Regions from separate parts of the Mus musculus genome. Here regions 1, 3 and 4 are each linked to region 2. Evidence: chromatin loops called from intact Hi-C (ENCODE). Cell type or tissue: heart. All regions are shown on one strand.

What was found. A loop is a pair of places that touch in the nucleus more often than their neighbours do. Peaks named below come from ENCODE experiments on the same cell type or tissue, not always from the same donor. Only the 100,000 strongest peaks of a DNase experiment are listed, where the experiment ranks them.
Region 1: it touches region 2 in a loop (2.6-fold over the local background); 12 of 42 quality-filtered maps call a loop at or near these places.
Region 3: it touches region 2 in a loop (3-fold over the local background); 12 of 42 quality-filtered maps call a loop at or near these places.
Region 4: it touches region 2 in a loop (3-fold over the local background); 4 of 42 quality-filtered maps call a loop at or near these places.

What each region holds. Positions count from the first base shown.
Region 1 is chr7:24,266,833-24,274,832 of GRCm38, reverse strand. Zfp93 (zinc finger protein 93) reads right to left here and starts at 4,415. Exons shown (of 4, transcript NM_009567.4): 1 at 4,152-4,415; 2 at 3,163-3,220; 3 at 1,459-1,585; 4 at 1-99. The coding sequence starts at 3,177. In heart, no CTCF peak of the experiment used is centred here; a DNase peak (open chromatin) is centred at 4,372; H3K4me3 peaks cover 1,070 bases; H3K27ac peaks cover 1,060 bases.
Region 2 is chr7:24,204,454-24,212,453 of GRCm38, reverse strand. It overlaps Zfp111 (zinc finger protein 111), which reads left to right and starts at 4,305. Exons shown (of 4, transcript NM_019940.2): 1 at 4,305-4,425; 2 at 5,339-5,396. The coding sequence starts at 5,382. In heart, no CTCF peak of the experiment used is centred here; a DNase peak (open chromatin) is centred at 4,323; H3K4me3 peaks cover 1,367 bases; H3K27ac peaks cover 819 bases; H3K27me3 peaks cover 645 bases.
Region 3 is chr7:24,250,350-24,258,349 of GRCm38, reverse strand. It overlaps Zfp108 (zinc finger protein 108), which reads right to left and starts at 3,556. Exons shown (of 4, transcript NM_018791.2): 1 at 3,428-3,556; 2 at 2,460-2,517. The coding sequence starts at 2,474. It also overlaps a transcript of Zfp109 not described here. In heart, no CTCF peak of the experiment used is centred here; a DNase peak (open chromatin) is centred at 3,599; H3K4me3 peaks cover 1,404 bases; H3K27ac peaks cover 1,164 bases.
Region 4 is chr7:24,108,912-24,116,911 of GRCm38, reverse strand. Zfp112 (zinc finger protein 112) reads right to left here and starts at 4,592. Exons shown (of 5, transcript NM_021307.2): 1 at 4,476-4,592. In heart, no CTCF peak of the experiment used is centred here; DNase peaks (open chromatin) are centred at 3,771, 4,181 and 4,611; H3K4me3 peaks cover 1,715 bases; H3K27ac peaks cover 1,449 bases.

The DNA.
Region 1 (8,000 bases), 62 kb before region 2:
CATCATGGCTGGTCATTTGCCAACATGGAAGCTGCCCCAATGGAAGGCACCTTATTCCTGTTGTGTCAAGAGGCGCCATCTTATTTGGACTCTGGCATCCTGAAAGAATAGAGAACAGAAGATGATATCAGCAAGGATGAGGACATCAAAGTTGGCCAGTCCTCATTTCTTTCTGGAAATATTAACTAGAGATCAGTGTCAAAGGTGAATGTCTGAAAGCTCTAAGGAACAAAGAGCTAAAACCAAGAACAATCAACACTTGGCCATGGCGGGAAATTTGGGGTGAGCCTGGGAGTGAAGGCTCAAGGCTACCTTAGCCCGTGCTGAGCACCTGACTCGAAGAGCCTATGTGTAGCTGTGCAGAAGGATAATGGGAAGGAAGCACTAACTCTGTGGTAACAAGTGTGGTGGTGCTCAGACACCAGCGGAGGCAGGTGCAGAATGGAGAGAGTGAGGGTGAGACACATGAAAAGCAGGGTCTGTGAGGGCTCCCCAGCAGACAAATGCAGAGAGGGAGGAAGGGTGGGGAAGAGAGAGAGAGAGAGAGAGTGAGAGTGAGAGAGAGAGAGAGACAGAGACAAACACTCATACACAGAAAGACAGAGGAAGAGAGAGAGAGAGACAGACAAAGACAGAGAGACAGACAGACACAAACACACATATATACAGTGAGACAGAGAGAGGGAGAGACAGACAGAGACAGACAGATAGACACAAACCTATATACATAAAGAGAGACAGGGAGAGGGAGACAGACACAGACAGACAAAGACAGAGAGACAGACAGACATAAACATACATACAGACACAAACACACATATATACGGAGAGACAGAGAGAGACAGACAGACAAAAACACACATACACACAGAGATAGAGAGGGAGAGGCAGAGAGACAGAGACAGGAATTCCACCAGGGAAGAGCACTGTGTGGCCAGAGAGATGCAAAGGACAACACCTGAGACACACATATCGAAGCAGGAAAAGAAATAGAGATGAGCAGGGTTGGAGTGCAAGGCCCCAGGAGCACGCAGTTTGTCAGACACAGTCGACAAAGCTGCTACCCTAGTGCTTAGGAAACTTAGATAGGAGAATCAAATTTCTGGGCAAGCCTAGGCTATATAGCAAGACCTTGCCACAAAACAAAAAATAAAGTAGAGGCTAGAGATGTGGCTCAGCCATACAGAGCACTGGCTGCCCTTCCAGAGGACCCAGGGTGTGTGTGCAGCACCCACATGCTGGCTCACAACCATCTGTAAGTCCAGGTCCAGGGGATTTAATGCCCTCTTCTGGCCTCTGTGGGCATCATGAGTGAATGTGGCACAGACACACACGCAGACAAAACACTCACGTGTACATAAAATACAAAATAAGTAACCTAAAAGGGAAGCAGTGGCGTGCAACAGACACACGGGTGTGAACTCTGACATCACCAAGGACACAGGGCCCCGTCCTCACCCACTGCCAGGAGGTTCCTGAAGTTCTCCAGCATCACATCGTGGTACAGCTTCCTCTGAGCAGCGTCCAGCAGCCCCAGCTCCTCCTCGCTGAAGACAACAGCCACATCCCTGAAGGTCACCATCTCCTGTGACGGCAAGCACATGCCACCTCAGATTCATTCCCAATGCCACTAGGACCTGAGCAACTGCTTACACAGAGCCTGTTGTCTTAGGGCTTCTATTGCTGGGACAAAACACCATGACCAAAAGGCAAGTTGGGCAGGGAAGTTTGCTAGGCTTACACTTCCATATTCCTGTTCACTATTGCAGGAAGTCAGGATGGGAACTCAGGCAGTGCTGGATCCTGGAGGCAGAAACTAATGCACATGCCATAGAGGGGTGGTGCTTACTGGCTTGCTCAACCTGCTTTCTTATAGAATCCAGGACCATCAGCCTGGGGATGGCACCAACTACAGTGGGTTGGGCCCTCCAACATTGATGACTAATTAAGAAAATGCCTTAGCTGGATCTTATAAAAGCATTTGCTCAACTGACATTCCTTCCTCTCCCAATGCCCCTGAAGGGATAAAATGAGACCACAGAAAGGACCCAGAACACTGTATGATATGCACATATGCATTAAGCAGCCAATATATGTCCAACAACACTATCATCATTGTCTGCATGTTGACACTCATGGCCACACAGTGTTCCATAAAGGTTGCATTACACACACACACACACACACACACACACACACACACACACACACACACAAATATATATATGTGTGTATATTATATATATGACATGGTGTTCAGCCATGTAAATATATATTATATATATGTAGTTTATATAACATATATTGACTATAATGTACTGTCCATTTACAAACAGTAAATTTAAAACAAAAATCTAATTAAGTAAGTGAAAGTTTCAGACAAACTGCCATTTTTAATCATTTTCCAAAGTACTGAAGATTTTTTAAAAAATACTGAAGATTTTTCAAAAGTGTACATTTTAGGACAGAATACAGAGAATCAGGGATACCTGGTGACTACAAATTACGTGTGAAAATCACCACTGTTGTTAACAAAACAAGCGTGTAGTCCCTGGAGCTGAGGGTACTGTGTAGCTGGGGAGCTTGGCTGAACTCCATGTAAAATACCCGTGCATTTGTATTCATGCTGCAGTTTCCTGAATCATGGCTCCTGGGTGCTCAGCGGTGTCTAATAAATGCGCTGAGTTTCAGGGCTGCTGGGGAGTCTCCATCAGAGCACACAGCTCATTCGATCCCAGCTTGTCTGTACATGTGTCTGTGTGTCTGTCCTTTCTTCATTCCTCCATCATCTGAGTTGGGTCAACCACAGAAGCTGTGCGGAAGCCAGACGCTCCCTGGTTGTTCAGGATATGAATGCTCAGGAAGTCCAATGCAGGAAATGAGAGTGACCAGTTTTCTGTGTGCATGTGTGTACACATGTGTGCATGCATGTGAGTGTACATATGTACACAAGGGTACACATGCATGTACAGGCTACAGCCCAACCTCTGGTGTCCTTCCTCAGGTGCTGTCTAGGGTTTTTGTTTGTTTTGGGAACAGGGTCCTTCCGTGGCCTGGACCTTGTCAAATAGGCTACGGTGGCTGCAGAGCACTTGCCCAGCATGCAGGGGTCCTGTTTCCAATCCCTAGCACTGTGGGGATGGGGGAAGCAACCCGACTTACCTGTAACTTGGTCATTGTTCTCTTCTCTTTGAGACAAGGCAGGGCTCTGGGAAGCAAGCTGGGGGAAGAGGGGCTTCGTGAGAACACTGCTAGGACAGTTGGTCCACATGGCTTCCTCAGCTTCTCCATCAGCCCCAAGGGCTGTGCGCGCTGACCAGGCTTTTCTGCCTACTTCCCACTAATTGGTAGTGTAAGACTCTGGGTTAAAGTTAAGGGGCCACCCATGCCTCACCTCGCTCACCGCAGCGGGTTAGAAAAGGCCACATTTTCTATTTCTGGCAGCTTGTGTGTGTGCATGTGGGGGGTGGGGTGGGGGGTGCTGGGCACTCTTACCTTCACAAGGCTGCCTGTAGTGATGGGTTTTCCAGAAAAACAAATCTTCACTAAGCTCTGAACTCTATGATGCGTGCTGTGTCATGACTGACTACCACTCTCAGAAAGATCTATCAATTGTGACAGCTATCTTACATATTATTGTTTCCATACATGGAAATGATAGAGTCCTCTTTTGTATCTCCCTCTAAAAGACTTAATTACTAGTAAACATTGTTCATTTACAAGAGCCGCCACAAAGTCCAAAGTCTCTTTTCCCACAGGCATGAAAATAATGACCAATTAAAAAACAAAACAAAACAATAACAAAAAACGCTAAACCCTCTCCAAGGAATGGGGAGTTTGAGCCTACAAGATGGCTCAGCGGGTAAAGGAAACTGCCACTGAGTCTAACCTGCTGAGTTTGAGTCTCTGGGTACCATTAAGTTGACTCCCACAAGTTGTCTTTTGACTTCTTTTCTTTCTTTCTTTCTTTCTTTCTTTCTTTCTTTCTTTCTTTCTTTCTTTCTTTCTTTCTCTCTCTCTCTCTCTCTCTTTCTTCTAATTATTAAATACATTTATTTAATAACTTTAACAAAATAAAAATATTGTTTATTTAAATAAATAAATAAATAAATAAATAGGGGTGGAATCACATAAAAAGTAAAGTTGCATACCACTTAAGGATTCAGGACATGGGCCATCTCTCATCATAGCTCCCCTGCCAGGCTCCCCTGGGAAGCTAGCCTCTCCTGGGGCTCTGCAAGGGGCTGAGGTGTGTCAGTGTAGGGCAGCCCCGCCTCAGGCAGAGCCCAGCGAGAGAGGACCTGGATGCCGGGCTTGTTCCTGGGCCGCAGATGCGGTCACTGAGGGGATACATCAGGAGCACAGGCGCAAAGGAAATGCAGAGCGATGGCCCAGGTTTTCACCTCACAGGAAGCACTCACAAACATCCTCCCCTCCCGGGAGCGGAAACGACCTTGACCACTACTGGCGTTGGAACTACAATTCCCAGAATTCCTCAGTGGCTGCACTCTCTGGGGACTATATTCCCCGGAATGGCAAAGCTTCGGTGAACCTTTTTAACTAAGGGGATTCCTTTTGGTAGGTCGCTCTTCTGTGTTGCTTTTCGGTTTATTCATTTCTGAAATTCCATGAAAGTCAACTGTGGATACTTCTTTGTTTTTGTTGTTGTTTTGTTTTTCCGAGGCAGGGTTTCTCTGTGTAGCCCTGGCTGTCCTGGAACTCCCCCAGTAGTCCAGGCTGGCCTCGAACTGACAGATCTGTCTGCCTCTGCCTCCCAAGTGCTGTGATTAAAGGAGAGGGCCAGCAGATCTTGCTGTGGATACATTTTTTTTTAAAATTGAGATCCCATACTGTATTACATTATAAAAGCTAACAGGGAAACTGCACAGCTGCAGTTGCCTAATTAGGCAGCAGAGTCAGAGTTTCTGCATAGAAACCCCCTATGAGGGGTGGGGGACCGGCTCAGTTGTAGAGCACTGCCCAGAATCCCCTAGTGAGGGGCTGTGGGAGTGACCTGGTGGTAGAACATGGGCTATCTGGGCCACTCTTCTGTTGCTGTGAAGGGACATCATGACCAAGGCAACGCTTATAAAAGGAAACATTTAATTAGAGGCTTGCGTACACTTTTAGGGGTTTAGTGCATTATCATGGCAAGAGCATGGCAGCAGCGGGCATGGGAGGGAGAGTTAAATCCTCATCCATACTGGAGAGACAAAGAGACACATGTGCTCTTAAAATCTCTAGCCATGCCCAGTGATATACTTTCACCATCAAGGCCATACCTCCTGTCTTTCAAATCCTTTCAATGAGTTCTACTCCCTGGTGACTAAGCATTTTAACATGAGCCTGTGGGGGGCGTTCTCACTCAAACCACAACCTGCCCAGCATCCTCCAGTGGGGGCTTGATCCTTGACCTTCAGAGCCCTGGAGCTGTCAGAAAGAACTCTTTATCTGAGATACAGCCTGGGGGAGTCCGTGGGAGCAGCATAGGTCTGAACCACAGATGGACCTGGGTCATGAAGGACAGCCCGACCTAGACCTAGAGGGGAAGGAGGAGAAGCAAGTCATTCACAAGTCAAGTTTAGTAAAGACGTTCAAAATATTGGTTACAGTATAAACAAACAAACAACAGCAAAAGCTCTGTCCCCACAGAATGTCAGGGCCCATAATTCCAATTGCACACATTTCAGTTCACTGTACTAGGCTAATAAATATAAGATGCTGACTGAAGGCCCCTTTCAGGAATACTGAGGAACACAAATCAATATGAATGCAGGTTGGAGACGGGTGAGCATTTTCAAATGAGTCTTACTTACAGGGCCCCTCTCCACTTGCACCGGAAATGGCTGAGTCCTGAGCACATGCAGCTCTGCACCTCAGATACAGAGGGGCTTCCTGTGAGAAAGGGACGCGTAGGTCAACGACGGTTCTGCCAGTCACCAACGTTGGTTAAATCCTTTCCTGCAGCCTTTCTCTGTAGACTTGGATGGATGCTGAGATTTCCCTGCCAGTGTCCTGTTGTAGATGGCGCTGGTGCTGTTTGTATTTTGATGCTAATTCTGCTCTCCTGGGAGGGGTTGCGGACAAGGAGTGAGTCATACACTCAGGCTTCTTGTGAATCAATCCCCTAATGAATAAAGGAGTCAATCACTGAGCAAGTAGGGGCGACTTCCAGGATGCACGGAGGAAGAGAGGAAGCAGGAGAGTTTGGTCTTTTTCGACAGGGATAGTGTGAGGACAAGATGTAATTACTAGTGTCTCCTGGTTTCAATGGCGGATCCGTCAGGATTCGCAACCGGAGGATTTAGATTTAATATGGCGTACAAGATTTTAGCTGCTGTGCCCAGTGATTGAGTTACAATTTTTTTTTTCTGAACTAAGTTTGTGTTGCATTTTCCTTCTTGTGGCAGCTCGTCTGGGTTCAAAAGAGAAAGGTACGAAGGCAAAGCGTGGGTTTGCCAGATGTGCACCACAAAGGCCGTGTGGGTTTTGAAGCATAGGGTTGGTATAGTAGCAACCCGCCAGTGGGAACTTAGCAAGCTGGGTGGAGAGATTTTGGAGCTCTGACTCAGAGAGTCTCCAGGAGTTAAGAACTGGCTGGTGGGACTGCTGGGGCTGAGAGTAGCTGGGAGAAGTGCGGAAGCTTGGCGTTCATTTTATATTTCCCGCAACAATGATAGGGCAATTTTCCACTCGTCTGTGATTTCTGACATTTGTAAAGAATCTCCCAGCTGAGCATTGGTGCCACAAGCCTTTAATCCTGCACCCGGGAGGAAGAGACAGGTAGATTTCTGAGTTCAAGGCTAGCCTGGTCTACAGAGCACATTCCAGAGCAGCCAGATCGACAGCTGTCTTGAGAAAATAAAAGAAAATTAAAAAAAAAAAAAAAAAGAAAGAAAGAAAGAAAGAAAAGAAAAGAATTGATTTCCCATAGAGAACCTTGTCTATAGGATGAGATTTTTTCTAACTCAGCTATCTCCCGAAATAATTGAGACAGAGCCCTATAGACTTATTCCACAAGCTTTAAGCACAATAACTGAGCAGATATTCCTAACCCTCTATGCTGTCTTAGCTGTTTCCCAGCCACACACACGTTACTTGCATTTAGTCTCACCTTAGCTTTCTCTGCTCTGTCTGTCTGTCCTCAAGGAGCACTCCCTTGGCAAATCTGCCTCATGCCTGACATCATGGTGACTCTGTTCATCTTCTTCACCTGACCTGTGGCCCTCTTCTTCCTCCTCCTCCTCTCTCTCAGGTCCCTGGCTTGGATCGGAAGTTCAGCCTAATCACTGAACTAATCACTGACTGTTCAGCATTTTCTTAGCCAATCAGAAATAACCGGGCCACATTCTTTACATCACATTGATACAGGAGATGCTGAGAAAAGTTGCTAACAGGGAGTGGAAGTAGCTCAGAAGAAAGAAGTTTGTCGCAGTCAATAAAGATGAAAAATGAATTGGAGATCTGAAGACAGCTTTGACATCAGCCATGGAGATGCAGAGTTTGGAGTTTGCCCAGCTGGTTTCAAGTCTTTCTTTGGGGATTACAGTTAAGTAATTGGATGACTCTCAGAAGAGACCTTAAGCTTTGGGCTTTTAACATTGTTGACACTGCTATAGATTATGGGGACTCTAGAAGTTGACTAATTGTATTTTGCATTATATTGTGTTTAGTTATGGCCTCCAATGGACTCATATGTTTGAACAAGCCTATGGGGGCCAGGGAATGGAATGTTATGGTTTGTATATGCTTGGCCCAGGGAGTGGCACTATTAGAAGGTCTAGTCCTGTTGGAGTAGGTTGGCCCTATTGGAGTAGGCATGTCACTGTGGGTGTGGGCTTTAAGACCCTCATTCTAGCTGCCTGGAAGCCAGTATTCTACTAGCAGCCTTCAGATGAAAATATAGAACTCTCAGCTCCTCCTGCACTATGACTGCTTGGATGCTGCCATGTTCCCACCTTGATGATAATGGACTGAATCTCTGAACCTGTAAGCCAGCT
Region 2 (8,000 bases):
TAAACGATTGATTTCAGCCCTGAGTTTGACTATTTCTTGCAGTCTACACCTCTTTGTTGTGTATGTTTCTTTTTGTTTTAGAGTTTTCAGGTGTGTTGTTAAGTTGCTTGTCTGAGATCTCTCCAATGTCTTTATGAAGGCGCTTAGTGCTATGAACTTTTCTCTTAGCACTGCTTTCATGGTGTCCCATAAGTTTGGGTATGCTGTGCCTTCATTTTCACTGAATTCTAGAAAGTCTTTAATTTCTTTTTTTTAAAAAAGAACTATTTATTTTATGTATATAAGTACACTGTAGCTGTCTTCAGACACACCAGAAGAAGTCATCAGATCCCATTACAGATGGTTGTGAGCCACCATGTGGTTGCTGAGAATTGAACTCAGGACCTCTAGAAGAACAGTTAGAACTCTTAACCACTGAGCCATCTCTCCAGCCCCAGAAAGTCTTTACTTTCTTTCTTCATTTTTTTCCCCTGACCAAGTGATTGAAGAAGTCGTTTCTTGTTTCTTTAGAAACTCAATTGTGTCTCGTGGTGTTTTGCAGAAAGCTGTCTTGTGAGAGGACAAGAGATGATTTGCTAACAAAAGACACTTGGATGGCATGTGAGGTTTAGAAAGATGATAAGCCTCACAGACAGTGAGAGGATGCTTTTGCATTGGGGTGCTGTGCAAGGCTTTGCCGGTCTTTGCTGGTTTTCACTTCATAGAAAGAAACAAAAGATTAGCACAGCCATTAAACTCCTGTCAACTCCCCTGGCCATCACAGAATGAGCTTCGTTATCAACACTTTCATGAACACAGGTGAAGTGGAAACTTCTAGTTCTTTGGAAAGCCATTTATGCCAAATGATGTTTTGCTGGGGCACACAGGTGAAAGGATGTCTTGCTAAAGCAAACACGTGAAAGACTGTTTTCCTGAAGCAGACACAGGTGAGAGGATGTTTTGATATAGCAAACATGTAAAAGGATGTTTGAGGAAGGAGTATAAAGATGACCCCACAGACAGTGGGAGGCAAGCACTGAGCTTTGGTTTGGTTTTCTCTGCCTCGCTATTCTTTGCACGGATGTATTGGTTCACCTTGTATAGCATTATTGAGCTCAACTTGTGATAACGCAGCCATTGAGGGAAACTCGCTCAAGAACTGCTCATGAAGTTCCTGCAACAGCTTGCCATTTCAGCAGCCCTGCCTCAGCCTGGTTGGTGAGCCTGGCGGTTTCTTTAGGATTGAACTATGGCTGCCTGGTGTCTGCTTGCTGAGAGGACTGGACTGCAGCTGATAGTTTGTGCCTGACATCTGCCTGCCTAGAGGACCGGTCTGAAGCTTTGATTCAATCAGGAATCTGTGTGTCCAAACCCTAAAGGTCCTTCTTCCCAGTTGGTTTTTGATTAATCAATAACGATGCCAACAGCCAATGGCTGAGCACGGGGAAGGACCCTTAGAGTTGAGGAATGAAGAGAATCTCCATGAAGAAGGATAGGATGCAGGAGCAGCAGGAAATAAAGCCAGCCAGCTATGTGAGATTTCAGGTAAGTGGCTGCTGGCCACTTCCCTGACTGGGCCTGGGGTAACGGAGGAAGATTTAAGAGTGTCTAGCCTTTGAGGTAGCCAAGGCATTTTACAAATAAGCTAATATGTATGCGTCTTTCATTCGTGGATCCAAAGATAGCTCCTGGGTGGGTGCATGGGTGTGATCTGCCAGGAGTCAAAGTGGTGCAGCAAAAACTCATCACTACACTGGAAACATTTCCAAAAGTAGGAGAAAACTCCCTGTTCTAGATGGGCTCCTGTTACTGTGATAAAACACTGAGCAAAATCAATTTGGAGGAAAAAGGGTTTGTTTGGATTATACCTGCCAATCGCAATCAGTCACTGAGGGAAGCCAGAGGAGGCATTGGAGCTGGAACCACAGAGGAACACTGCCAACAGGCTTGCTGTCCATGGCTTGGTAGGTGTTTGTTTTTTTGTCTTTTCATGTGGGATCTCACTATGTAGCCCTGGCTGTCCTGGAACTCACTATGTGGACCAGGCTGGATTCAAATGTATTGAGATCCTCCTGCCTCCACCTCCTGAGAGATGAGATCAAAGCCACCAGGCCTGGCTACTAAGCTTGCTATTTTATACAACCTCGGAGCACTTGCTCAGGGATAGCAGCATTCACAGCGAGTGGGGCTCTCCTACACCAGCCATTAATAAAGAAAATGCCTCAAAATTGCCTACAGACCAGTCTCATGGAGGCATCTTTGTAGTTGAGGCTTCCTCTTCCCTGTTAGTGTCAAGTTGACAACCAGCCTGTAATTCCAGCCCCACAGGACCTGACACCCTTTTGTGCGCGCTCTCTCTCTCTCTCTCTCCCTCTCCCTCTCCCTCTCCCTCTCCCTCTCCCTCTCCCTCTCTCTCACTCACACACACACACACACACACACACACACACACACACACACGTAAAAATGAATCTGGTTTTTAAAAGAATTGAATGGGTGTGTACCAGTAGATTAAATAGAGTTTATACTCTTCTCTCTGTGGCACACAGTTCTATATATACACCAATAACCTGAGCTACAGTTTACAGCAGATTCCGAGACTCAGGGCTCCTGCAACCACCCATGGTGAATGGACATGTTTTTGTTAAGTTTTAGGGAGGAAGTGGGAATGAGAGTGTGACACTGAGTTGAGCAGTCCTTTGGGCAAGAGGCTTATTAGCATAGTTACTGCAGCACGGTGGGCTCTGAAGTGGATTTTCAGTGAAACGGAGACAAAATAATAATCTTCTTATAATTTGTAGTAGTTTATTTTTATTAATTTACTAACTAATTAACTAATTGTGTGTGTGTGTGTGTGCATCAGTGTGCTACAGCAACTTTGGTGGAGGTCAAAGGAAATTTACAGGGGTCAGTTCCCTCTTTCCACTATGTGTATTTCAAGGACTGAACTCAGGTCCTTGAACTTGGTTGGGCAAATGCCTTTATCTGCCAAGCAGTTTTGCTGGCCATAGGCATTATGTTGTACCTATAACCCTATGGGGACTAGGGAGTGGGGTGTGGTGGTTTGGATAAGAGTAGCCTCTGCCCAAAGTTCAAATATTTGAATGGTTCTTCATAGCCTGGTGTCATGCTTCCTACTGTGATGATAATGCACTAAACAAGCCCCCAAATAAAAGCTCTCTATCTTAAGAGTTGCCTCTCTATATCTTGGTCATGGTGCTTCTTCACAGCAACTTAACAGTGACAAAAATAGTCTGTATTCTACTACCAGGTCATTTTCCCAGCCCCTCTCTAGAAGATTCTAGGCGGGTGTCCCCTCACATCTCACGGGATTCTGTGAAGGGATTCGGACTTTGCTGCTCAGTCAAGCGCCTATAGCTTCACAACTGAAGTTCTAGCTTTTATAATGCAGTATAATATGGATGTTGGTATTCTGTCTGAACTCCACCCCCACAGTTACCTGGCAACAGCCAGGTAGGCCTGGCCCGCTAGAAAAGGGGCTGCTTGCCCCCTCATCCCTCTCTTACTCGCTCTTACTCTCCTACTCTTGCCTCTCTCTCTTGCCTCTTGCCCTCTTGCCCCCCCTCCCTCCCCATTTCCTTCCCTCTGCTCTCTCCGCGTGATCATGGCCAGCCTCTACTTCTCTACTCTCTCCTTCTCTCTGCCTTTCTCTGCCTCTACTACTCTCTTAACTCCCCTCCCCATGCCCTAAATAAACTCTATTCTATGCTATATCGTCATGTCACTGGTCCCTCTGAGGAAAGGGATGCCTTGGCTTGGGCTCGCTGAGGGACCCCCTCCCCCACACCTCACCACACCCCATAGAACACATTTTTTTTTACCTCTATATCTTATTATAATCACAACAGTGGGGCTTCAATGTTTTAAAAAGTATCCACAGCAGGACTTGGTGTCCCATGCCCTTAATACCAGTACTTGGGAGGCAGAGGCAGGGAGGTTTATGAATTCGATGCCACCCTGGATTACAGAGGCAGTTCCAGGACAGCCAGGGCTACACAGAGAATCTCTACCTGGGGTGGGGGTGAGGGGAGAAAAAAAGCGACCACCACCAACAACTTACTACAATTGTCTTTCATGCCATTTTACAAATGAATAACAAACAAACAAAAACAAAAACCAAAAACTCCCAAATCCCGAAAAGCAACTCAGGAGAACAAGTTTCCAAAAAAGCTATATCCAAGGACCTAACTACCTAACAGCTGTTAAAACAGCTAGGCGGTTAACCAAACTTTAGCATTCTGGGAAATGTAGTCCCAAAAGAGCACCAGAGCTAGGTGCTTCCACTGAGGCATTCTGGGAATGGTAATTCCCGCTCCAGAGGCTGCCAAAGTCGCTTCCACTTCCGCAAACCAAGGCGGCCTGGTGGTACTTCTGGTGAAGTGAGATCCTGAAGCTTTTCTGTGGCCCTGTACGCCCTTGCTCCTGGTATGCCTCCTCGGGGACCGAGTCCGCTGCTGGGGAGAAGTGAGAGGCGGAGGGATGGGGTGGGGGGGGGGCACTCCTCTTTCTTGGGCCCTTCCTGAAGTGGCGCTGCTCAGGATTATTGGACCCATCTCAGCTGCTTGTGGAGCCCCAGGGAGAGTCTAGCTTTCCACTGGAGTCTATCAGAGGAACGGTGATGGCAGATAGCAGTGCCCTAAAGCCTTAAGTAGTATGCAACTCTGGTTGTGATGTGGTGATGCGATGCGATGCGATGCGATGCGATGCGATGCGATGCGATATAATATGACTTACTTACTTTGAGAGGTAGGCGTGCCACAGCTTGTATACTGACAAGATCAGAAAGCAACTTTTGGAAGTTCAGTCACTTCTTCCACTGTGTGGGGTCCAGAGACTCAGGGGATCAGTTTCAGCGACAGTGGCCTTTATCTGCTGAGCTTTAGGTTTTTATAGGTCGTTATCTTTATGCACGTGGGAAAAGAGACTTTGTGGAGGCTCTTGCAAATGAGCAATGATTACTAGTAATTAAGCCTTTTACAGCAAGACAGAGGGATAATTTCACTCCCATGTATGCAAACAGTAACATGTAAGATAGCTGTCACAATTGACAGACCCTTCTGAGAGTGGTGGTCAGTCAAGACACAGCATGCATCTTAAACATTTGGTTTTTTTGGAAAACCCATCACCACAGCAGCCTTGTGAAGGTAAGAGTGCCCAGCACCCCTGAGCTTCCAGAAATAGAGAATGTGGTGAGTGAGTCTGGTAACCCGGAGGCTTAGTAGGAAGTAGGCAGAAAAGCCTGGTCAGCGCGCACAGCCCTTGGGGCTGATGGAGAAGCTGAGGAAGCCATGTGGACCAACTGTCCTAGCAGTGTTCTCACGAAGCCCCTCTTCCCCAGCTTGCTTCCCAGAGCCCTGCCTTGTCTCAAAGAGAAGAGAACAATGACCAAGTTACAGGTAAGTCGGGTTGCTTCCCCCATTCCCCGCAGTGCTAGGGATTGGAAACAGGACCCCTGCATGCTGGGCAAGTGCTCTACACAGAGCCTCTCTGAACTGCATGAAGGAAGAGGGGAAGTTGCTGAGAAGGAAGGTCTGGAAGGAGGAGGGATAAGAGGACGGTGGGACATGTGCTCAAAGTGCACTGCACACGAGAAAGTGTACAAGGATAAGTAAAATAAGTTGAACTAGAGAAAGTGGGTTGGAGAGATGGCTCAGTAGTTAAGGGCAGTTTGGTTCCCAGCAGCCACATCTGATAGTTTACAACTGCCTGTAACTCCAACTCCAGGGTGTCCAGTGCCCTTTCCTAACTTCCCAGGGACCTGCACACATATATACACACAGACACACATACATTTAAAAAACTGTTAAGTTCACTTATATTTTAAAGGTGACATCATTTTCCAAAGTTTGCCTAATTTTATTCTGCAAATAAATACAAGTCTTCCCTATTCATGTGATTTATGAATTTTTTCACTTTAAAATTTTGCATCATGATGATGATGAAATAAAGGAATTGTAACCATGCTAAGGTCATCTTTTGGAAGTTGGGCTTTCTTCTTCCACCTTGCTGAAACAGAGTCTCCTGTTTCTGGGACTCTGTGGAGACAGGTCCTGGTGCTCATTGGCAGCCATCCTACCTTTTTTTTGGCAAGTTCTAAGCCACAGAAAGACCCTGACTCTAAAACAACAGCAACAAAAAAGGTGGATAGTACCTGAGGAAGAGCACCAGAGATTGTCCTCCAACCTCTACATGCTGTGCATAAATATACGTGCATGCGTGCAGACATGTGGGCACACACGCACAGACTTCTGCTCGCCCTCACTTCCTGCACGGGGTGTCCTGAGGATTCATTTCCTGAGCAACCAGGGAGAGTGTACGGCTGCCATGGTGATGAAGAAAGGACAAACACACAGACACGTGTACAGACAAGCTGGGATCGAATGAGCTGTGTGCTATGATGGAGACACACCAGCAGCCCTGAAACTCAGCGCATATATTAGACACCGCTGAGCACCCAGGAGCCATGATTCAGGAAACTGCAGCATGAATACAAATGCACGGGTATTTTACATGGAGTTCAGCCAAGCTCCCCAGCTACACAGTACCCTCAGCTCCAGGGACTAGACGCTTGTTTTGCTAGCAACAGTGGTGATTTTCACACGTAATTTGTAGTCACCAGGTATCCCTGATTCTCTGTATTCTGGCCTAAACTGGGCACTTAAAAATTTGGGGGTACTTTGGTAACTGATTAAAAATGGCAGTTTTCTGAACTTTCCTTAATGAGATTGTTTTGCATTTATTGTAAGTATATGTATGGTGAAATTACACACATGCTCGCGTGTGCGCTCACGCTCTCTCTCTCTCTCTCTCTCTCTCTCTCTCTCTCTCTCTCTCTCTCTCACACACACACACACACACACACACACACACACACACACACAGTGTAGCCTTTATGGAACACTGTGTGGCCATGATTGGCTTAATACAGACAATAATGATAGTATTGTTGGGGACATATTGGCTGCTTAATGCATATCACACTGTGTTCTAGGTCCTTTCTGTGGTCTCATTCAATCCCTTCAGGCACGTTGATATGGAGGGACTGTTATGCAGATGGTAGTTGCACAAGCAAATCAGGCTGGAGCCTTAAAGTGTGAACCAAGGTCCTCAAGCTTTACAGAGCCAGTGCTCACAAACTTGTCCCCAAATGCAACTACTGTTGGCAGGGATGTGTTCCTGAGAGCACGGAATGAGCTGCATGGCTCTTCCAGAAGGTTTCGGAAGGCTGGCATCTTACTTAGGGTTTCTTTTTTCTCTCCCCTGATCCCCCTCAAGATAGTTTGTGTAGCCTAAGCTGCCCTAGAACTCACTCTGTAAACCAGGCTGGCCTGGAACTTGGAAATCCTCCAGCCTCTGTCTGCTGAATGCTGGGATTAAAGCCATGGCCCAGCCACAGTCTGCCTTCGTTTCTCTATTGATGCAACAAAACACCTTGACCAAAAAGCAAGTTGGGAAGGAAAGGGTTTATTTACCTTACACTTCTCTATTGCTGTTCATCATTGAAGGAAGTCTGGACAGGAATTCAAACGGAGCAGAAACCTGGAGGCAGGAGCTGATGCAGGGGCCATGGAGGAGAGCCGCTTACTGGCTTGTTCCCTATGGCTTGCTCAGCCTGCTTTCTTATACAACCCAGGATTGCCAGCCCAGGAATGGCCCCACCCACAATGGGTTGAGGCCTCCCCCATCAATCACTAAGAAAATACTTACATCTAGAGCCTATGGAGGCATTTTCTTTTTTGGTTGGTTTTTTGAGACAGGGTTTCTCTATCTAGTCCTGGCTGTTCTCTGTAGCCTAGCCTGGCTTCAGATCCACAGAGAGCAGTCTGCCTCTTCTTCCCAAGTGCTCAGATTAAAGAGGTGCACCACCGTCACTCAGTATCGGAGGTATTTTCATAATTGAGGGGTCCTCCTTTTAGATAACACTAGCTTGCACGAAGTTGACACAAAACCAGCCAGTACAGCGTGTTAGATGGACAGGCCTCAGGACTTAATGATTGATT
Region 3 (8,000 bases), 46 kb before region 2:
TGAGACAAATCACTGTGACCAAAAGGCAAGTTGAGAAGAAAAAGTTTATTTATTAGGCTTACACTTCCATATTCCTGTTCATTAATGAAGGAAGTCAGGATGGGAACTCAAGCAGGGCTGGACCACAGAGGCAGGAGCTGATGCAGAGGCCATGCATGTGTGCTGTTTACTGGAATGTTCATCATGGCTTACCCAGTCTGCTTTCTTATAGAACCTCGCACATAAACTGGGTGATAGTGGTGCACACCTTTAATCTCAGGACTTGGGAGGCAGAGGTGGGTGGATCTCTGTGGCTTCTAGGCCAGCCTGGTCTACAGAGTGTTACAGAACAGTCAGGCTACACAGAGAAACCATATCTAAACAAACAAACAAACAAACAAACAAACCAACCAACCAACCAAAAGAAGATACCTCCATTAGGACCAGCTTTAAGGCATTTTCTTAATTTTGATTAATGAGGGAGGGCCCAGCCCATTGTGGATGGTGCCATCCTCGAGTTGGTGATCATGGGTTCTATAAGAAAGCAGGCTGAGGAAGCCATGGGGAGCAAGGCAGCAAGTAGCACACGTGCATGGCTTCTGCATCAGCTCCTGCCTCTAGGTTCCTTCTCTGAGTTCTTGTCCTGACTTCCTTCAATGATGAACAACAATACGGAAGTGTGAGCCTAATAATAATCTCCTTCCTCCCCAACTTGCTTCCTGGTCATGGCTTTTTGTTGCATCAATAGAAACCCTAACTAAGACAGGCAGTGGTAGCACATGGCTTTAATCCCAGCACTCTTAAGGCAGAGGCATGATAATCTCTGAGTTCAAGGCCAGCCTAGTCTACAGAGTGAATGCCAACATAGATAGGGCTACACTGGGAAAGTCTGCCTCAAGGGTGGAGGAAAAGAAAGAAATAAAAAACCCTGACTAAGACACAGGCCTTCAGGAACCTTCTAGAACAGACAACCAGCTCATTCTGTGTGCTCAGGAACACACTCCTGTCAACAGTAGTCTCATTTAGGGTCAGGGGTGAGAGCACAGGCTCTGCAAGCCTTATGAACCCTGGTTCACACTTCAAGGCTCTGGCCTGAGGAGCTTAGGCTAACTTCTCCGTGCCTCAGTTTCCCCATCTGTGTAACAGTACCTCCATCACAGTATCCCTGAAGGGATGAATTTAAAATGAACCGTCCACATTGACACAATAAATATAGAACAAAATTTAATTCAGTAAGTGAAAGTTTCAGACAAGCTGCTATTTTTAATCACTTGCTAAAGTACCCAAGATTTTTAAAGTGTCCAGTTTAGGCCAGAATACAGAGAATCAGGGATACTTACTGCCTACAAATTAACAGAGAATATAGCCACTATTGTTGAAAAACAAGCATTTACTCCCTGGAACTGATGGCCCTGGGGAGCTGGGGAGCTGGGTACCACCATGGGAAGCACTCCCTTTTGCATTAGTGTTTCAGGTTCCTGAATCATGCCCCTGGGTGCTCAGCGTTGTATAATACATGCACTGTCTTTCTAGGCTGCTGGGGAGTCTCTATCAGAGCACACGGCTCATTCGATCCCAGCTTGTCTGTACACGTGTCTGTGAGTCTGTCCTTCCTTCATTCCTTCATCATCTGAATTGGATCAACCACAGAAGCCGTGCAGTTGGTGGCAGCCAGACGCTCCCTGGTTGTTCAGGAAATGAATGCACAGGACGCCCCGTGCAGGAAATATGAATGAACACTTTTCTGTGTGCATGTATGTGTGCACGCATGAATAGGCTACAATCCAACTTCTGGTGTCCTTCCTCAGGTGCTGTCTAGGGTAGTTTGTTTGTTTTTAGGACAGGGTCCTCCAGTGTCCTAGAACTTGCCAATTAGGCTAGGATGGCTGCCACTGAGCACCAGGACAGAGCAGCCTGTCCCAGAGTCCCCAAACCAAGAGATGCTACTTCAACAAGATTGAAGAAGAGAGACTCCTGAAAGCTGTCCTCTGAAGTCTACATCATGTCTTGACATGCTCACAAAGCACAAACCCAATACTAATGAAAAATTATTAAATGAAAAAAATCATAAACACGAGTATGAAGAACTCATACTTAATTGTAAAATAAAATTAGGCCAGAAGAGGGCGTTGGACATCCTCTAATTACATATAATTGGAGTTACGGGCAGTTGTAAGCTATCAGGTGTGAGTGCTGGGAACCAAACTGAGCCAGTGCTCTTAACTACTGAGCCATCTCTGCAGCCCACTTTTTCAAATTCTTTTTACTCATCCTTGTACACTTTCCCATGTGCAGTGCACTTTGAGCACATGTCCCACTGTCCTCTCTTATCCCTCCTCCTTCCAGACCTTTCTTCTCAGCAACTTCCCCTCTTCCTTCATGCAGTTCAGAGAGGCTCTGTGTAGAGCACTTGCCCGCCATGCAGGAGTCCTGTTTTCAATCCCTACCACTGTGGGGATGGGGGAAGCAACCCGACTTACCTGTAACTTGGTCATTGTTCTCTTCTCTTTGAGACAAGGCAGGGCTCTGGGAAGCAAGCTGGGGAAGAGAGGCTTCGTGAGAACACTGCTAGGACAGTTGGTCCACGTGGCTTCCTCAGCTTCTCCATCAGCCCCAAGGGCTGTGCGCGCTGACCAGGCTTTTCTGCCTACTTCCTACTAAGCCTCCGGGTTACCAGACTCACTCACCACATTCTCTATTTCTGGAAGCTTCAGGGGTGCTGGGCACTCTTACCTTCACAAGGCTGCCTGTGGTGATGGGTTTCCCAGAAAACACAAATGTTTAAGCAGCCCCAGAAGTCTGATGCATGCTGTGTCATGACTGACCACCAGCCTCAGAAGGGTCTGTCAATTGTGACAGCTATCTTACATGTTATTGTTTCCATACATGGGAGTGAAGTTAAACCTCTCTGTATCCTGCTCTAAAAGGCTTCATAATTAGCAAACATTATTGACCTGCCAGAGCCTCCAGAGTCTCTTTTTCCACATGCACGAAGATAATGACCAATAGAAATCTAAGCCCTGCAAGATGGCTTAGTGGGTAGAAGTGACTTCAGCTGAGCCTGATGGGGCGAGTTCGAGTCCCTGAACACCACACGGTGCAAGGAAAGACCTGACTCTCACAAGTTGTCTTCTGACCTCCATACATAAGCTGTGACACAACCCTCCCCTCTTAAATAAATAAATGCAAAACCAAACCAAATCAAAACAAAAACACATAAAAGTAAGAGTTGCCACTTAAGGCTTTATGACACTGGCCATCTGTCACCACAGCTTCTCTGCCAGGCTCCAGTGGGAAGCTAGACTCTCCCGGGGTTCCACCAGCAGCTGAGATGGGTCCAGGAATCAGGGCAGGAGGCCTCAGGCAGAACCCAGTTAAAAAGGACGGGTCGCTGCCACAGCTGCCCCGCTTTTCCCCGGAATGCAAACTCGTCTCTGAGAGGACACACCGGAATGCAAACTCGTCTCTGAGAGGACACACCGGAATGCAAACTCGTCCCTGAGAGGACACACCGGGGCACAGCGCACAGAAGGCCTGCGGGATGCTCCAAGCTCTCACCTCACTGGAAGGAAGCACTGCCAGGCAGCCTAGCCTTCTGGAGCTGAAGCAAACTTAGCTGCTAATGGCTCCAGAACTACAATTCCCAGAATGCCTCGGCGGAAGTTCATCGGTCTGGAGCTTTTTCTGGGACTACATTTCCCAGAACGAGAAGGTTCCAAGCTATTTTAACTAGAGTGAGGTCGGTGGAAATTGCTTTTTGGGAAATGTAAAAGTACCACTCTCGCTTAGAAAGGAAGTTGTGGGTCCAGACAAAATCAACAGTCTTTAGTCATATTTGGCCTTGTTTCGTTGAGAAATTTAAAATTGACCTTTATAGTGACTACCAGCTAAGTCCCATGGTTTAGAAATCTCAAAGGGTAGGTCTCTGTCTTGGCTGTAGGAAGGTGCAGTAACAGGACCAGAGGGCATAACTATCCTGGCTCCAGTTTTCAACCCTTTAGCCAGGGGGCTTATGGGGAACAGGGTCTCAAGTTTTGCCAACTTCTGGATAGAAAATTCTGTTCCTGAGTCAGATTAGCATAGGTAAGCTCTGGATGCCCTAGTGAGTTCGGTTAACATTCTGTCTAAGCTCCACCATACAGTTACCTGGCAACACCTAGGTATGCTCCTCCCCACAATTATCTGGCAACAGCCTGGTAGGCGGATCCACTATAAAAGTGGTTGCTTGCCCTCTCCTCTTTCTTTTGTCCTCTTGTTCTTTTGCTCTTCCCGTCTTGCTCCTGCTCTGTCCCCTCATACCTTCCCCCCTCTTTCTCCACGTGCTCATGGCCAGCCTCTACTCTTCTCCTCTACTTCTCTCTCCCATTCTCTGCCCTACTACCCTCTAAACTCCCCTCCCCAAGCCCTGAATAAACTCTATTCTATACTATACCATCGTGTGGCTGGTTCCACAGTGGGAAGGGATGTCTTGGCATGGGCCTGTTGAGGCACCCGCTTCCCCCATACCTCACCACACCCCTATAGAACGTATCCACCCCACCCCACCCCCATTTATCATTTTATAAACATATCAAGTTCTACTTCCCAGTCTGCATAAGGAGGGAAGAGGGTCCTAGGATTTGAGTATAATGGGGTGGTGGGTCTTACAGTTTGGTTTGCAGGTAAGTTCTATTTTAATGTAGGGGTCCCTGTCTGTCTTCCATCCTATCCCCTAATTTTCACATTCTCAGTGGTGGCAATAGAAAGTCCCTGGAAGGTTGCAAGTGGAACTTAAATCAGCAGGGCAGGTGCTACATCTACTCCAGTAGTGACACGTGCAACTGGCCCCAAAAACCTGGGCACTGTCCTGAGGCAAAAAGTCTCCTGGAACTGTGGCATCCTGAATAACGAATGCTCCAATGTCCATGCTTTAGTTGGTAAACAGATCTGTGTGCTTTCCCTTAATATTACTTTATTATAAGTGCTTCTAAGGATTCATTTTTGATATTTAGCTAAGTTAGATTCCTCATCAATCCTAGGCAGTCCTTGAGCCGACCAAGGGCTTTGAATTCAGTAAGAATGTTGCCTATTCAGTGACATTCAGAATTGCCTCTAGTATTGTAAGAGAGATAGTGAAAGAAATCAGGCATTATTATCTACTACATAGAGTTAGAAATCTCAGGGCAAACTACTCCCATATGCAGGAATTTACCATTATTTAGGAAGAAGGAAGGTTGTGGTCTAAGGAGGAACCAGAGTAGATACTTAGAACTATAGATAGCTGAGTTACACCCATACACAGGAATTTACAATGGCCTAAGGGGGAGGTGGACTATACAATAGACTAGAATAGGAACTATGGCAAGGGCGCGAAGCCCTTGCCCCTGACTGTTGCGGCCGCCAGCAGCTCGCAACATGAACGGTTCGACTGAGAAGGCCACTCGAGCTGTAAGAGAGGAATCTAGACGGGGCGAAAGAAGAAACGGAGCTAAGACAAATTTATTCTGATCAAAGCTCAAATTTTATTGTTGCGACACTAGTTATAAAGGAAGGGGGAGGGGACCCGACTCCCGCTAATCTCTGGTCCAGTAGAAAGGTGCACGTGTGTGGCTCCGCAGGTTCTAGCAGTGGGCCTGGCAGAACGAATGAGCAGGAAGCTCCACCCCTGAGCAAGCAGGTTTCAGGCTGGGGGAGGGGAGACTACACCTGACTTCTAAGATTAAGTGGACCTTAGGTGGAGCTGCTTTTGATCCCAGTTGTTAACATTGTATTTTATCCGAGTTGGTTCCTGCCAGTCCTTTGTAGGCATTCCTCTGTTTTGTGTCATATACTTCGATGTACCTTGCCTGCTGTGATATCCGACTCCTTTGCTTTCTGTATTATAAGACTAGTGCTTGCTTTAAGACATTACATTCAGATCCACACTCCCTTGTGTCATGTCTGTTTGTCACCCCTCCTTCTTCCCGACTCTTTGCCTACCTGTAACCGAAACCCAAGTTTCGCCCATGGATCAAGGACCCAAGTGAGGTTCATCTGTGGCAGCTGGCGCCTTGAACCAGGACATCAGACAGGTAAGTCTTTTCTCTCCTTTTTCCCTTTTCGTTTTTTACTTCTCAGGCAAGGATAGGATCTCATCAGAGCGCTGCAGGCCCACTGATAAGAATCGTCAGTTTGAGGAGGACAAGTAAGTTTTACCATGGAGCAGTCAGAATCGAAAAAGAAATGGTTGTTTCTGTCGGTCTTTAAGCACGTGTTGTCTGGCAGAGGTCTAAAGGTCTCGGATAAATCCTTACAAGAATTTTATTATTTCGTGCAAAAAAAAAAAAAAAAATCAGCCCTTGGTTTCCAGAGAAGGGAAGCTTAACATTGGAGGATTGGAAGCGAGTAGATAAAGTTATGAGGAAGTTTCATGAGGAAAATTCATCTAGGGAAGTCCCCAGTAATGCCTTTACTCTGTGGCAACAAATGAGGGATATACTGACTGAGAAAAAAGACTTAGAATTTCTTGCAGAGGAATCTCCTTCAGAGCCCTCTGATGATCAGAAAGTGAGACCATCTGCTTGTAAAAGGAAATCCTGCTATACAGGCAAAAAAGAGGAAAGCTTAGAAAATAGTGAATCAGAGACAACTGATGGCGAAAGTGATGAGGAGTGGGAAGGAAGAGATCGTTTTCATAGCTGCCGAGGCAGCAGTGGGGAGGAGTCTTTAATCATGGCACCAGTCACTTGTAAACCTGTACCAAAACCATGTTGACTTTTGCCACCAGTTGGTTTTGACGCTGTCATGGCAGAGGCAAAAAGACCAGGAGATTTTACTCTCACTTGCCCAGTTATTTACGTAGAAGGTAATGAGCACTGATGGGAACCTTTGCCGTTAAAAACTCTTAAGGAACTACAGTCAGCAGTAACGACACTGGGCCCCACTGCACCTTACACCTTACAGGTTTTGGATGTAGTAGCAAGCCAGTGGCTTACTCCTTACAATTGGCATCAAACGGCAAAGGCTACTCTCACTCCTGGAGATTTCATTCTCCGGAGAACAGAGTATGAAGAGGCCAGAAAGCTAATACAGGAAACTTCTTCATCGAGAAGTGGAACTAAGCCCATGACGTCCATGCTTCTTGGGCAAAAGGACTGCGCTAAGCCAGCAGTGCAACTAAAAATTCCAAAGGCAGTGTTGGAGAAAATTAATCAGATAGCTGTATCCAGCTGGCAGAGTTTACCTCTGCCTGGGGCTAAGTCCACAGTCCTTTCAGGAATTAGGCAAAAGCATGATGAGTCTTATGAGAGTTTTGTGGCTACATTGGAAGAGGCAGTTTCTAGAATGCTTCACCCCTCAGAAGGGACTAATATATTAATAAAACAATTGGCTTGGGAAAACGTGGACACCTTGTGCCAAGACCTGATCAGACCAATCTGTAAAACAGGTTTCCTACAAGATTATATTAAAGCATGTGTAGATGCCTCACGGGCCGTAATTCAGGGGATAGCTTACGCCGCAGCAATGAGAGGGGAGAAATTCAGCACCTATGTCAGAAATACTTACAGGAATGGAAAGCGTTCCCAAGGGAATGAAGCTGCAGGTTTCAGGTGTGGAAAACCGGGACACCTGAGGAAGGATTGTAAAAATCCCTCAGGAAACAAGAAGGACCTTCCTCCAGGTCCCTGCCCACGCTGTGGCAAAGGAAAGCACTGGAAGAATGAATGTAAATCAAAGGTTCATAAGGATGGGACTCTGCTCACTAAAGAAGCAGGAAAGACTAGTGAGACAAAAAACTAGATAGCGGGCCGCCTCTTATCCCCGGGAAAAGAGAGGCACAGAGTCAAGAGGGTGGTAAAGAATCCATTCCTCTGAATCCGGAGGCTCCAGAGTTTACTATCCACCATTTACCTAGAGCTACCCCGGGGAGTGCGGGGCTAGACCTGGCAGCTTTAATAGATGTTATAATTTCTAGTTGGGATGGTGTGCATCTCATCTCCACTTCAGTGTTGGGTACCTTGCCTCCAGGGACTGTAGGTCTTATCATAGGACACAGTTCCAAT
Region 4 (8,000 bases), 96 kb after region 2:
ACCAGGGCATGTGCACAAAGTGTTAGAGATAGTGTATAATAAACATCAAACGTGTTAGCAACTGATAAAAACCACGCTTGTCACCACTCAAGTTAACAGTGCACACACCAGCCTTTGTCTCTTAACAGTGTATGTATTTAGGTTAGTCATTACAAATCCATACACATCACCTTTTCTACTTTCTAAAAAGGCTACATTCTCTAGCATCCCACCAAGACTGCCCAGGGACAGGGACAAGAGGGGGGCTTCAGTCACACCCATTTTCAAAGAGGTTGAATATATTTGAGTTGAAGGGCACACCCATGACAAACAGGTGATGCTAATTTTTCTCTGCCCATCCCTGCACCAGGCAAGAGGCATGATGGGAACTCTGTACAGTTCCTGTGCCCTAAGATGTGCAGCTTGAATGGGAGACAGGTCTGAGATCAGCATCAGAGACACCAGCAAATTTGGCCCAGCACAAACAATGAACCTGAAGAAGATGTAAAGTTGGTAGTTTCTTGGTAGGTTCTAGAAGTGTGAATGGGATCTAGTGGTTAACAGCATTGTTACGGCCATGGTATCCGCACTGTTTTCAGTGCACTCGTGCGCTGTTCACTGAGAACAGTGCTGAGATCCCTCTGGCCTGTCCGTTGTCCTTCATGTGATGTTCTGTGATTATGCTTTTGGGATTGTCATGTCTAACAGGGCAAACTGTGCAATGGCAGCCACAGGTGACAACAGTCTTGGAGTCTCCTGTGCCTTATACTAACAAAACCACTCTGTGTTCCGCCTTTGTGTTGGTTCTTCTCTTTGTCTATAACGAAATACGGGGATACAAATGACTTATGAGCAGAGAAGCTGTATTTGAGCTCTGTCATGGAGAACTGTCAGGAAGACATAGTGGAGCACATGTGTGCAGATAGATGCCTCATGTTAAGAGTGAACGGGTTTCAGAGTGTGCAATACAGACACACACACATGCACATATATAATACAATATACAATATATACTGATATATTGGTTGGTTGGTTTTTATTTTGTTTAGTTTTGAGACAAAGTCTCACTATGGCTGGCCTAGAACTCACCATGTAGACCAAGCTGGTTTGTAATTCAGAGATCTGCCTGCCTATTCCAAGTACTGGAAATAAAAGGTGTATGCCACCACGACTAGTGCCAACCTGTAATCTTTTTAACCTATGTATTTGATTTATTAGTGTGATAGATGGCTTTAATTATCAACTAGAATCACCTGGAAACATAATCTCAACAATGAATCATCTGTCTTAGTACATGGGCATTATCTATGTGGAATTGTCTTAACTACTTGATATGGGAAGACCCAGGCCACTGTAAGAGGCACCGCTCCCTAGGCAAGGGGTTCTGAACTGGACAAATGTAGAGAAACTAAGCTGAACACAAGCAAGCAAGCAAGCAAGCATGCATGCATGCAGGCATACATTTCTCTCTGCTCTTGATTCTGTGTGTGATGGATCAGCTGCTTCAAGTTCCTGACTTCCCCACAATGATGGACTATAACCTGGAACTCTAAGTTGAAATACATCTTTTTCTCTTTTAGGCTGCTGTTTATCAGAGTATTATCCTAACAGTTGCATCCAGTAACTGCTGATGTGGATGGGGTCCAGGCCACCACTGTATTCCTGTTCCATTTGTCCTCCCTGACTTTATTTCTCTCATTTCTTGACTGCTTCACTAAGGGAATCTATTATTTATTTATTTTTACTATTTCCTTCATTTTATCTCTCTCTCTCTTTTTTTAAAGATTTATTTATTATATGTAAGTACACTGTAGCTGTCTTCAGACACTCCAGAAGAGGGTGTCAGATTTCATTATGGATGGCTGTGAGCCACCATGTGGTTGCCGGGAATTGAACTCAGGACCTTCGGAAGAGCAGTCAGTGCTCCTTAACCTCTGAGCCGTCTGTCCAGCCCTCATTTTATCTCTTAACTTCTTACTCTAGCTCCAGAATTTCTGTTTCTGCTTAGCTGTTGATCTTGCATTGCAACAAACATGTCTTACTTTTCACAGTGTTTTAGTTTGTTAAAACTGAAAGAAGTTTTTTGTTCTGTTTTTTTTCAAGACAGGGTTTCTCTGTGTAGCCCTGGCTGTCCTGAAACTTTCCCTGTAGACCAGGCTGGCCTTGAAGTCAGAGATCCACCTGCCTCTGCCTCCTGAGTGCTGGGATTAAAGGTGTGTGCTACTACCACTCAGCTAAAGTTAAATTGTATTTACTTACTACCTGGCCACATACACACTTACACACATACATACAGCATGTGTATGGGAGGTGGTTCCCTCCTTTCACCACGTGGGTCTTGGGGATTGAACTCGGGGCAGCAGGCTTGGCAGCAGGCTCCTTTACCTGGAGCCGTTTCTAGGGCCCCCGGCATGTTTACTATCACCATTTTAATACTGCTTGTGAAATCCAGAAGTCTTTTTTTTTGGGGGTGGTGGTGGTGGTGTATGTGCTCTGCTATAGATAATAAAATCTCTACCTAAGAAAGATATACATTTTATGCTTTTTCTTTCACACAGGACTGGGGATTGAACCTAGGGCCAGGCACATGTTTGGGTTTTGTTGTTGTTGTTTGTTTTGTTTGTTTGTTTGTTTTGTTTTAATATACAGGTTGAGGACTTCAACAGTGCACTATATATATTAATTTTTATTTACTTTTAAGTATCTGCCTGCTTGTCTAGCTCCCTGGGAACTGGAGTTACAGGTAGCTACGAGTCACCTGTGGGTTCTGGGACTCGAACCTGGGGCCTCTGCAAGCAGAAACAATGCTGATTGTTAATCACCTCTCCATTCCCAATTCCACTGTTTTTTTTTTTTTTTTAAATCTATTTATTTGTGGGTGTGTGTATCTACAACAATTCTCTTCTTCCACCATATGAGTCCTAAGGATCAAATTCAGGACGTCAGGCTTGGTGGCAAGTGCCTTTGCAGGCTGAGCCATTTCAGTATGGCTAGTGCAAATACGATTGTAAAAAATGATTCTGTAGTGTTATCTGCAAATATGATTGTAGAAGTAACTGTAGCGTATACGATTAAGAAAATAAGTAGACTATAAAGAAATATAATTACCTAGGAACACAGGATATAATGATAATAATTTTATATTTTTTGGTACAATCAGTAAATTTTTAACCTATGTTCTAAAAAACAAATTTTATTTTTTTCCTTAAATAGAAGTGATAAAAATAATGATGACTCCACATCCAATAAAGCTCTTTTAAGAGTTATATTTATTAATTTGGATAGAACCCGTACAGCATTTAGTTTTAAATGTTTATATTTCATACTTATTCTTTATGTCCAAGCATTTCTCTATCCCGTCCAGAATTAATTAAAAAATATTAGGGTAACTTCATAAGTGGATCTGCTAATGAGTAAAGAGAGCCTCACTCCTCAGAACAGACAGATTGACAGAAGGATGCTAAGGTCTACCCCTGTGTATTAGTTACTTTTTGTTGCTGTGATCAAACACCATGAATAAGGTGTGGAAGAAAGCGTTTATTTTGGCTTTCAGTTCCATAATAGTAGGGACAGCATGGCAGGTGGCAGACTTGTCAACAGGAGCAAGAAGCTGAGAGCTCCCTTCTGAAACTCAAGCATAGCGAGCAAACACCTTGGAGGCTGACCCCGCCCCATGACGTATTTCTCCAGCAAGGCCACACCAGCCAAACCTCCAGAAACAGCACCCCGCCCTCTAAACTGTGGACCTGGCATCCAAAGGTTGGACCCTACGGGGTCATTTCTCATTCAAACGACTGCACCACTACCACGTTCTCTGATGCCTCTTTCCCCTGCAGCACTTTTTATATAAAGGATTAAGAAGACAACTTGCTCGGAGAAACCGGACTTCAGCTAACACCTCTCCCGGCCCCCGTAAGGCACAGTGGACACTGCACACAAAGCTGGGAACGATTGTCTCAACAAAAACAAAACAAGTCATTAAGGACTTTGATAATGGGGACAGGCTGGGTCCAGAGACCCTACAGCAGGAGCTCTGAGACCATCCGTGGGTCACTAAAGCGTCCAGCTTCTCTGAAATTGGAAAGCACCGATAGTAAATGTCCCATTTCCTACCGCGCGTCAGCAGTTTTGAGCCTTGCAGGAAACTCTAGATCACTCTTGGATAGGTACCAAGGCGTGGTGGAAAGCATGGAGGCAGAGATGGAGAGTCTGAACTCCACTGCTGGGAGATGGCATCGTGACCAGAGCTAGGGAGGCGGCTGGGGGTGCCCATCGCCCAGGAGACCCTCCATCCAGGTGACTGACAGCCCCGGGCCAGGCCTGAGTCAGTGTGTGCAATCGCAGCACACTCGGGCATGCTCTTCCAAAGTAAGTTCACGTTCTACCTTTCCGAGGCAGACTTCCTTACCCAGGATACAAGCCTGGTGGCTATCACCCAGGGCAACCTGAAAAGGATCGCTCACACTCGGGAGGGGTCAGTAAAGGGGAGGGCTCACCTTTCTGAAAGGAACGGAACAAGGCCTCACACACCTGGGGCGGAAGTGACTCTTCCCGCATAGGCAGCCAGGACTACACTTCCCAGAATTCCCGAAGGTTGCGGGGAGAACAGTCTCCTGCAGTCTCCTGCAGAGGATCTTGCACACTGAGGATTCCCAAACTACATTTCCCAACCGGAAGGATGGCCTCTCAGCCCCCCCCCCCCACCTGCAGCGGAAGTTATCTTATCATCCCGGGGATGGGAGGGTCATGAACTACATTTCCCAGAATTTTCAGAGTCCTTGCCTTCCCCGAGCGGAAGTGCCATGGAGTAAGGAAACCGGACTTCAGACTTTTGAAAGTCCTTGGCATACCCTAAGCCAAAAATCTTCGAACCACGATGCTTTCCCTGCTTTCTGTGGAAGATTGGGATAAACAGCGCTTTCCCCAGAGCACGTCAGGGACTGCTTGGGTCTACAGTTCACGGGATCTGCAGGGCCTGCCTTAACCCCAGCGGACCTCCCTTCCAGATCATTTGCATAGTCCTGAGTTTAGGGATTCCCCTTATTATTATTATTATTATTTTTTATATTTTTTATTAGGCATTTTCCTCATTTACATTTCCAATGCTATCCCAAAAGTCCCCCTCCCCCCACTCCCCTACTCACCCACTCCCCCTTTTTGGCCCTGGAGTTCCCCTGTACTGGGGCATATAAAGTTTGCATGTCCAATGGGCCTCTCTTTCCAGTGATGGCCGACTAGGCCATCTTTTGATACATATGCAGCTAGAGTCAAGAGCTCCGGGGTACTGGGTAGTTCATAATGTTGTTCCACCTATAGGGTTGCAGATCCCTTTAGCTCCTTGGCTACTTTCTCTAGCTCCTCCATTGGGAGCCCTGTGATCCATCCAATAGCTGATTGTGAGCATCCACTTCTGTGTTTGCTAGGCCCCGGCATAGTCTCACAAGAGACAGCTATATTAGGGTCCTTTCAGCAAAATCTTGCTAGTTTATGCAATGGTGTCAGGGTTTGGAGGCTGATTATGGGATGGGATTCCCCTTATTTAATTCTGCTGATTATCACTATTCACCTTCAGCTCTCCAACCTCCACTGTCTTTATAAAAATCTTGGAAAAGAAAAGCTTTTCAAACGTGACACTAGGACAAACTCAACGTAACTAATCCCCACCCAGTTCAAGAAGCAATTCTATAAAAAGCATGGAAGCAGGAATGCAGAAAAAGGTAAATCAAGTACAAAGGAACTGAATTAATAATTTTAAATATTTAATGTATGTGTGCGTGTGTGCACATGTGTGCTTGGGCACATGTATATGCACCATTGCGTGTAGTGCCCAAGAAAACTAGAAGAGGACGTCTGTTTCCCACCTCCCTCCCCCATAACTTGACTTTACAAACCCGTTAGCCAACTGACGTGGGTGCCGGGTCCTCTACAAAAGTGGTGCGTGCTTTTAACAGCAGAGTGAGCCCATCAACAACCTAAGTTTGGATTTTCAAAAAGGATTTATGTGTATGAATTTGCATGTATGTGGAAGACAGAGGGCAGCTTGCAAAAGTCAGTTCTTTCTCTCCCACCATGTGGGTCATGGGGATCAAAATCAGATGGTCAGGACTGAAAGCAAACATCCTTAGCTGCTGAGCCATCTCACCAGTTCAAAATAAAGCTATTTAGCAAATGATAGAAATTACTCAACCATTTGCTTAATCAGTAATCTATTTTATAGTATAACTCTTGGGACCCATCAACTATTACCTAGTAACTGTGGCAAGACATATGGGTTATTTATACATTTAACAAGGCTAAATAGCCAAAACCAGATGCACATGGGCATATACCCACAGTCACTTAGATCCTCCAAAGTCTTTAAACTTTCATCAATTCCACTGCCAAACAACCATTTTCAGCATTTACTAAACAATTTCCTTTGCTCAACCAAACCTTGACGTATTCAGAGGTCTAACTTGTAGCCATTTCCACTTCATATTAATTTATACCAGCATGGTTCCTTCAAGATTTCAAGTGACCACTGAAATTCATACACTTAAGCAGATGTTGGGGGGCACACACACTTTTTTTTTTTTTTTTTCTCGAGACAGGGTTTCTCTGTATAGCCTTGGCTGTCCTGGAACTCACTCTGTAGATCAGGCTGGCCTCGAACTCAGAAATCTGCCTGCTTCTGCTTCCCAAGTGCTGGGATTAAAGGTGTGTGCCACCACCACCCGGCGGGGTACACACTTTTAAGCCCAGCACTTGGAAGGCTGAGTCAGGCAGACCTCTGTGAGTTCAAATCCAACCTGATCTACATGGTGAGTTCCAAACCACCCATGGCTACAGGGAGATTCTGAATCAAAGAATGACCAAAACCCAGACAAACCAACCCAACATAAGTTCTTCTTTCTAACGCTGGTTTTGTATCTATAAATTAGTGGGGTGGGCAGCAAAGTCTATTTTATCCCAGACTTTCAAGCCTTCAACAAAGTCAAAGTGTGGAGAACCTTTGCTGTTTTCTTATCTGAATTCAGAATGATCCTGCTTCTGGACACAGCCCAGTTCAGAATGTCCCTCACTGCCAGGTATACTAAATTCTGTCAGAGGGCTCTTTAAGGCAGTGGTTCTCAACTTTTCTAATACAACCCCTCATGTTCTTTTTCTGGTGACCTCCCAACTGTTGAGGTTTGGTCTGTTGCTATGAATTGTAATACTAAATTCTGTACCTGAAGGTCTGGTTGCTTATGAGTGAGTCCTCACGTTTACCAGCTTTTGTTGTGCAAGCCTTGTTCCCTAATTTAAAACTATTGGTTAAATAGAAATGGCACAGCCAACTACTGGAGGGATGAGAGGTAGGTGGATTCTCAGTTACCTGGTTGGAGGTTGCAAAGGAGAGATAAAGAGTGGACACGGGTGGGATGGGGAGGAGGGGTGAGAAGGAAAGGAGATGGATCATGAGCACATGGTCAGGAGAAACAGCAAGTATTTGTGGTATACTACTGGGGACATAGCCAGGCCAGCAGTTAGAAAAATAGATTGGGGTAAACCATTTTCATTGCTACTTTATAACTTCACTATTATGAGTCATAAATGTGTTTTCCAATAGTCAGAGGTAACTCCCCTCCCCTGATGGAGGTCACGACTCACAGGTTGAGAACCACTTCTCTAGAGTCATCTCGTACCTTTAGCAGGTAGTACTCTCAGCTTCTTTCCCCTACTTCGGGGAATTCACGTCTAAGTTACAGGGCATGGTTTTCACTAGGTAGACTATGTCTTGCAGAAACCATGTTCATACAAATGAATGTAAAGCCAGACAAATTACAGATCAGAACTCTGATTTCAAGGTTTTGAAATTGTTTCAAAGGAATCTTCCCTGGCCCTTCATCTCAATTTTCAGTCTCCTTTAAAGAATGATCGTTCTAGCAGGGTGGTAACAAGCCTTTAATCCCAACACTCAGAAGGCAGAAGGCAGATCTTGCATCCTGGTCTACTTAGGCACACTTGCTTTTGCAGAGGACCTGGACTCAATTCCTAGCCCT